Linked DNA regions of Homo sapiens: region 2 is linked to region 1. A link is an interaction called in ENCODE POLR2A ChIA-PET data of the cell type or tissue named here. Cell type or tissue: B cell. All regions are shown on one strand. Region 1 has its middle 23 kb from the start of SNTA1. Region 2 overlaps CBFA2T2 (CBFA2/RUNX1 partner transcriptional co-repressor 2).

What was found. Peaks named below come from ENCODE experiments on the same cell type or tissue, not always from the same donor. Only the 100,000 strongest peaks of a DNase experiment are listed, where the experiment ranks them.
Region 2: POLR2A ChIA-PET joins it to region 1 with 7 read pairs; 4 of 35 experiments call an interaction of 5 or more read pairs at or near these places.

Annotation. Positions count from the first base shown.
Region 1 is chr20:33,464,468-33,468,467 of GRCh38, reverse strand. No RefSeq gene overlaps it. Among named protein-coding and RNA genes, the nearest start is that of SNTA1, 23 kb to the right of the region's middle. In B cell, no CTCF peak of the experiment used is centred here; a DNase peak (open chromatin) is centred at 2,147; H3K4me3 peaks cover 558 bases; H3K27ac peaks cover 1,552 bases.
Region 2 is chr20:33,521,026-33,525,025 of GRCh38, reverse strand. All of the region lies in intron 1 of CBFA2T2 (CBFA2/RUNX1 partner transcriptional co-repressor 2), which reads right to left. Among named protein-coding and RNA genes, the nearest start is that of CBFA2T2, 33 kb to the right of the region's middle. In B cell, no CTCF peak of the experiment used is centred here; no DNase peak of the experiment used is centred here.

The DNA.
Region 1 (4,000 bases):
CAATTCTACTGTCTCAGCCCTCTGAGTAGCTGGGATTATAGGCATGCGCCACTAGGCCAGGCTACTTTTTTGTCTTTTTAGTAGAGACGGGGTTTCACCATGTTGCCCAGGCTGGTCTCAAATTCCTGATCTCAGGTCATCTGCCTGCTTCGGACTCCTAAAGTGTTGGGATTATAGGTGTAAGTCGTGGTCCATCTGTATTTTTTTATTTTTTGAGACATGGTCTTGCTCTGTCACCCAGACTGGAGTGCAATGGTGTGATCTAGGCTCACTCCAACCTGTGCCTCCCAAGTTCAAGCGATTCTCCTACCTCAACCTCCCAAGTAGCTGAGATTACAGGTGCACGCTACCATGCCCAGCTAATTTTGTATTTTTAGTAGAGACGGGGTTTCACCATGTTGGCCAGGCTGGTCTCAAACTCCTAACCTCAAGTGATCTGCTCACCTCAGCCTCCCAAAGTGTTGGGATTACAGGCGTGAGCCACTGCACTGGCCCATCCCATCTGTATTTTTTTTTTTTTTGAGAGGAAGTCTTGGCTCACTGCAACCTCTGCCTCCCAGGTTCAAGGGATTCTCTTGCCTCAGCCTCTCCAGTAGCAGGGATTACAGGCACCTGCCCCACGCCTGGCTAATTTTTGTGTTTTTAGTAGAGATGGGGTTTCGCCATGTTGGCCAGGCTGGTCTCGAACTCCTGAGCTCAAGTAATCCATCTGCCTCAGCCTCCTCAAGTGCTGGGATTAAAGGTGTGAGCCACATCTGGCCCGTATTTTTTTTAAATCCCACTTTAAACACCCATCGGATGGCTATTATAAAAACAGCCCATGGCCGGGCGCGGTGCCTCACACCTGTAATTCCAGCACTTTGGGAGGCCAAGATGGGTGGATTATCTGAGGTCAGGAGTTCGAGACCAGCCTGGCCAACACGGTGAAACCCCCTCTCTACTAAAAATACAAAAATTAGCCAGGTGTGGTGGCACATGCCTGTAATCCCAGCTCCTCGGGGGGTGGCTGAGGCAAGAGAATAGCTTGAACCCAGGAGGCTGAGGTTGCAGTGAGCCGAGATCGCAGCACTGCACTCCAGCCTGGGCAAAAAAGCGAAACTCCGTGTCAAAAAATAAAAAGAAAAAAAAAGAAATTATGCCATTTGTTTGTGGCTGGGACCAGTGGCTCATATCTGGATTCCCAGCACTTTGGGGGGCTGAGGTGAGCGGATCACCTGAGGCCGGGAGTTCAAGACCAGCCTGACCAACATGGAGAAACCCTGCCTCTACTAAAAAATTTGCTGGGGGTGGTGGCGCATGCCTGTAACCTCAGCTACTCTGGAGGCTGTGGCAGGAGAATCGCTTGAACCCAGGAGGTGGAGTTTACAGTGAACCGAGATGGTTCCATTGCACTCCCGCCTGGGCAACAAGAGTAAAACAAAAACAAAAACAAAAACATCCCATGAGCCTGGTCAACATAGTGAGACCCCATCTCTACAAAAAGTTTAAACATTAGCCAGGTGTGGTGGCACACACCTGTAAGTCCCAGCTACTTGAGAGGCTGAGGTGGGAGGAATGCTTGAGACCAAGAGTTCAAGGCTGCAGGGAGCTATGACCATGCCACTGCACTCCAGCCTGGGCATCAAAGGAAGATGCTGTCCCTTAAAAAAAAAAAGTGGCCGGGTGTGGTGGCTCACACCTATAATCCCAGCACTTTGGGAGGCCGAGGTGGGTGGATCACCTGGGGCCAGGAGTTTGAGGCCAGCCTGACCAACATGGGGAAACCCCATCTCTACTAAAAATACAAAAATTAGCCAGGCGTGGTGGTGGGCGCCTGTAATCCCAGCTACTTGGGAGGCTGAGACGGGAGAATGGCTTGAACCCAGGAGGCGGAGGTTGCAGTGAGCTGAGATTGCACCACTGCACTTCAGCCTGGGTGACAGTGAGACTGTCTGAAAAAAAAAAAAAAAAAAGAGCTTAGGAGTGCTCACCATTTGAGAAGAAGCTCTTGATACATTGAAGAGTAAAGTGTTGTCTGAAAAAGGGAAGTATTTGCCAAGGTGAACCAACTTCTTGCAAAAAAAAAAAAAAAAATTGGTTTGCAAGAGTTTCCTGAGGCAAACGGTGAGGCTATTTATTGGTTTACAGTCTTATCTTTCCAGGTAAGAATTTCTTGAAACAGTCAAATCTTGTTGACATAGAGGACCTCAGTTCTCAGCCTTAATCATTGAATATGATTGTCTCAGTTTTTATATTTATCCTGTTCCCTATTGATGGGCGCTTACTTTTCTTCTGGTATTTCACTATCACATGCTATGCTTCAATGACACCTTGTGCACAGGGGTGAGTTTCACTGGGGCCCCACCTAGAAGTGGAATTGCTGGGTAGTGAGACGTGAGTATCTTCAATTTTCCTAGGGTCCTAGATTCTTTCTAATCCATCTCCCTGCCTCCCAGAAGAGGAAAGCCTCTCTCCACAGCCACCACAGCAGACGGCAGGAACTGCCAGGGCTTTGCCCACACCGGCTGCTTGCCCACCCGCCTGCCCTCCCTTGTTCTGGCAGATTAATGGTGACCTGTGACCCTGACAGGCTGGCCACACTCCCGGCCAATTTCAGTCTGTCAAAAGGAGTCCCAGGGGTGGTCAGGGCCTAGGGATGTGTTAGCCAGATGGGCCTGGGAGGTCTCGGGTTGGCTTATCCCAGGAGGCAGAGCAGGTGGGCAGCCCTCAGCAACACCCCCCCAACATTCTCCTCATCATGCATCACTGGGCTGGAGCTGGAGCCAGATGGTGGGGATGGGGAGGCTTGCAGCTTCTGCCCTGACAAAGGATCCTCTATACTGCACCCCCACCCTGACCCTGACCAGCTTGGCTAGTCTAGTCTGTGGCTGCCCAATCACTCTCAGCCCTGGCCTGTCCCACCCCGGGGTGCCTTTCTGCTGAGATCTTCTCTTCCTGATCCTGTTTGTAGAGGAAGTCTGCAACGTTCCTGGAGACTCTTGGACTTGGAAACTCACTTATCATCAACTTGAGAGTGAGCAGGTAAAACCAAGGCAGCATGGCCCCGTGGTTATAACATGTCATAGATTCAAATGCAGTAATAGGATTAAGTGCAATGGGCCAGGTGGCAAACTGGTGTCTGGCTCTCAGTGAGCCCTCATCAACAGAGTCTCTGACTGCTATGAATGGGGAAACTGAGGCCTAGAGTGGAGGATGCTTGCAGAAGAGCCTCATGGTTAGGAGGTTAGGCTTGGGAGTCAGGCCTACCTGCGTTAATCCAGATCTGCTACTGAGAGTGAGTCCTTGGGCAGATCACCTAAGCTCTCAATTTCCCCAGCTGAAATGCAGCCCCCTGAGGCCTCATCATAGAGAACAGTCCTGAGGATGAGGAAAGATAATGCAAGGAAGGCATCTGGCAGATAGTAAGGACTCAGTACGTGCGTCCTAAACCTCATCATCCTTGATTTTCTCCTTCCTTCTTTCCTTCCTTCCTTCCTTCCTTCCTTCCTTCCTTCCTTCCTTCCTCTCTCTCTCTCTCTCTCTCTCTCTCCCCCTCTCTCTCTCTCGCTTTCTTTCCTTCCTTTCTTTCTCTCTGTTTCTCTCTCTCTCTCTCTCTGTCGCCGAGGCTGGAGTGCAGTGGCACGATCTCAGGTCACTGTAACCTCCGCCTCCCGGGTTCAAGTGATTCTCCTACCTCAGCCTCCCATGTAGCTGGGACTACAGGTACTTGCCACCACACCTGGCTAATTTTTTGTATTTTTAGTAGAAACAGGTTTCACCGTGTTAGCCGGGATGGTCTCGATCTCCTGACCTCGTGATCTGCCTGCTTCGGCCTCCCAAAGTGCTGGGATTACAGGCATGAGCCATAGTGCCCAGCTTTCCTTCCTTCTTCCTTTCAAGATGAAGTCTCTGTGTTGCCCAGGCTGGAGTGCAGTGGCACGATCTTGGCTCACTGCAACCTCCGCCTCCTGGGTTCAAGTGATTCTCCTGCCTCAGCCTCTCATGTACTGGGATTACAGAC
Region 2 (4,000 bases), 57 kb before region 1:
CTTCTCTATTAAAAAATACAAAAATTAGCCAGGCGTGGTGCCACACACCTGTAAGCCCAGCTACTTGGGAGGCTGAGGCAGGAGAATTGCTTGAACCCGGGAGGCAAGGGTTGCAGTGAGCTGAGATCGTGCCACTGTACTCCATGCCTGGGCAACACAGTGAGGCTCCATCTCAACAACAAAAAAAAGCTATTTGTCACATTTTCTGACATATATAGCAGTCATACATATATACATTTTCTTTTCAAATTAACCAAAAAAATATACCTTACCATACTATTACCTGAGTGCAACTCAACCAGCTCATTTCTAGCATAGCAAGCATAAAGTTAATTCCCCTCTACATGTATACCTTTCTCCTATTAAGATTGATCCTGGTTTGTCTTCTTATGTATTTAAGTGAGCATCTGGATTTTTTTTTTAATCCTAAAAATAAATTGCAACAAAATTATTTTATTTGAAAATGAGAACAACGTTTGCAAGTTCATGGCATGCCCATCTAGGCAAGTTCCAAGAAAAACAACTACAAAGCGGGAGAAATGTCATAAATCACTCAAGAACCCACAGTCTGAAAGCCCCTTCATTATTCCAAAACCATACCCATCTGGTATGCAACAAAGTGTAGAAACCACTTCTCTGTTCAAACTCTGATTCTGGAATCCACAGAATCCAAAAATCATAATAATATGAAAAAGAGAACAAAAGACTGAACTTTTCTTTCTTTCCTGCCTAGCCAGAAATCTCAGCCCACGTGACTTGTGACAGGTAACAATCAGTGTTGATTTTCTTAAGATCTTACTTGAGATTTATTATGAAACATTCCCAGTTAAATGTTAACTATGTGCCAGGCACTGAGTTAAGGTAATTCTTTTAATAATAATAATAATTTTAAAACCTGTACATATTTTTGTCCTGAAAACTGAAGTCTAAAAAACGAGAAAACAAAAAAAGAGGGACAAAAAAACCCAAAAAACTGAAGTCTGCTCTAAAACCTACCTACAAGTGATAACCATTAAAAACTAAAAAAAAAGCACAACACACTGGCCGGGCGTGGTGGCTCATGCCTATAATCTCAGCACTTTGGGAGGCCGAGGCGGGCGGATCACCTCAGGTCAGGAGTTCGAGATCAGTCTGACCAACATGGAGAAACCCCGTCTCTGCTAAAAATACAAAATTAGCCGGGAGTGGTGGCGCATGCCTGTAATCCCAGCTACTCGGGAGGCTGAGGCAGGAGAATTGCTTGAACCAGGGAGGCGGAGGTTGCGGTGAGGATCATGCCACTGCACTCCAGCCTGGGCGACAAGGGTGAAATTCCATCCTGGGAAAAAAAGAAAACAAAACAAAAAACACAACACATAGGGAATAAATTAGGTCTTAAACTGAAAGACTCTCCAATCTTAGCTTATTTTTCTTCAAAGTATTTATCCCCACCTGGGGTTTTAGTACACGTTTGTTTGCTTATTGGATCACTAGACTGTGATCCTTATGGAGTAAAACCTCTCTCATCTAGATAAGAACCCCATTTTTTTAAATGCTTTTGAAAAATAAGAATGATCTTTATTATTTAATTAAGATAGACTCTGTAATTAAATTATAATTCAGGGAGGCTGCAAACATATATGGGAGGCTGAGGCAGGAGAACTGCTTGAACCCAGGAGGCAGAGGTTGCAGTGAGCCAAGATTGCACCACTGCACTCCAGCCTGGGCAACACAGCAAGACTGTCTCAAAATATAAAAAAAAATAAATAAATAAAAAATAAAGCCTATGATTTATCCCAATATGTCTCAAATTTTAATGTTCATATGAATCACCTGGGAAATCTTACTAAAATGCAAATTCAGTAGGTCTGGGCCAGAGCCCAGATTCTGCATTTTTAACAAGTTCCCAGGTGGCAATGCTGCTGCTCATACCCAGAATCTACAATGCGTATCTATATTCCCCATGGCTAAGGTAAATTTGCCCCTTCCTGTCTAGTTCTAAAGGGATAAGTATACAACTAGCCAACTTCTACAAAACAATCCTTAAAGGCTTATCAAACTTCTGTATTTTCTCTTCATCAGACACAAGTTTTTGAACCTTTCCATTGGATTTTCTTTTTTTAGGGATCTTTTAAATCCTCTCAAAAGCTGCTCTCATATATCTCTTAAGCTGAAGAAGTTAAACCTTAAGTATGATAGGCAAAACTACTAGCTCTCTTCATGCATCTCAATGGTATAATTGTTTCTAAAATAACACTATAATACAGGTTCTGTTTTATTTATTTACTTATTTATTAGTTTTGTGAGACAGGGTCTCACTCAGTTGCCTAGGCTGCAGTGCAGTGGTGCAATCATGCCTCACTGCAGCCTTGAACTCCTGGGCTCAAATGATCCTCCCACCTCAGCCTCCCAAGTAGGTTGGGACTACAGGCACATATCACGAAGCCCAGCTAAATTTTTATTTTTTTAATTTTTTTTTTTTAAACAAACAGGGTCTTGCTATGTTGACCAGGATGGTCTCAAATTCCTGGCCTCAAACAATCCTCCCACCTTGGCCTCCCAAAGCGCTGAGAGTACAGGCATGAGTCACTGTGGCTGGCCCAGGTTCATTTTTACTTGGTAGTACCAGATGAGCTGAGATCATGTACACTAGTGGTTGCTCCCTACATTAAATTGGCTTACTTATCTATGCTGCTGTTTCTCTGTTAACTATCACTGAATTTGATCCACTGGCTTTCACTACTCGTTTCTGAAAGAATTTTTTAGAAGGTTATTTTGAATTTTAACCCAATTCTCCAAGGAACCAGGCCCTGGTACTGAGGAATAACTTATTTTCTGTAGCTCTTGGTTTTCTCACCTGTGAAGTAATTAAGGGTGAGGGTCATGAATGTACTCTAGTCTTCCTTCCAAGAGTCTATGACCCTGGAGTCTCTATTTCAATTCCATTCTTCAGTGCATGGAACCTGTGACCTCTATTTTGTTCTATGTTGCCTAACTAAAGGCTCTTTTTGCTTACTTCCCAGATCTTCCCTGCCATAAACTATATATATATATACTACTATTTATAAGTAGCCTTACAAGGAACTCTCTCAGAGAAGTTAACGAGCTGGAAATATCTTCAAGTAACTAAAAACAAAAATAAAACCTAAACAAACAAACAAAAAACCCTTAAATTATCTTTCTCAATGCCAACCAAGAAACACACACACACACACACACACACGCAGCTCAAATTTACATCTTTTTTTGTTCAATTTTGCTGTTACTATCCAGACCAAAGGCAACACCTGTGCCAAGGTAAATGCTATGCTTAGGTATATATGACTGGAGAGAGCTGGAAAAGCAATCAATTAGCTCTTCTCCTTAGTCTCACCAGCTGTATTTTCCTGATGACACAGAATCTGTCCACCTGCTCCCACAGATGGTACAGCTGCAGTTAAAGTAAAACACCTGGACTCCATGCAGTTTATTAGAACAATGTTAGCTGTAGATCAGGCAAGCCCAGGTCAGCATTTCCATCTTATCACCCAGATTAAAACAAACACCATTTTAAACTATAGGATGCTAAAATATGCCTTTTATCCCCAAAACACAAATACAACAATTTTGTTATAATAATAATGTCAGAGAGTTATTATTATAACAAGATAAATGTCAGGAAGAAATTTAAAAAGAATTGATTAGAGGGTAACAATCCTAGATTACAAATTTGGTTGTCATTAACCACTTCCCCAACTACTTAATTTAGAACATTTATAGAAGATAACACTAGCAAAACAAGCTCATTACTCCCTAGCCATCACGGCTTCATAAGCATGGTAGTGTCAATACAAGTAAATGTGCTAAATGAATGGATAGTGCTAAATAAACAGAATATGAGAAATAAGAATTTCTTCCTAGTTGTATACTTTATAATTGAGAAATGTTTTCTTCTCCCCCTAAAGCCTTAAATCGACTTAACCTATACTTAAATCCTCCGAGAAATGTCCCCCCATTAAGAAAGACTCATCAATATTGGTAA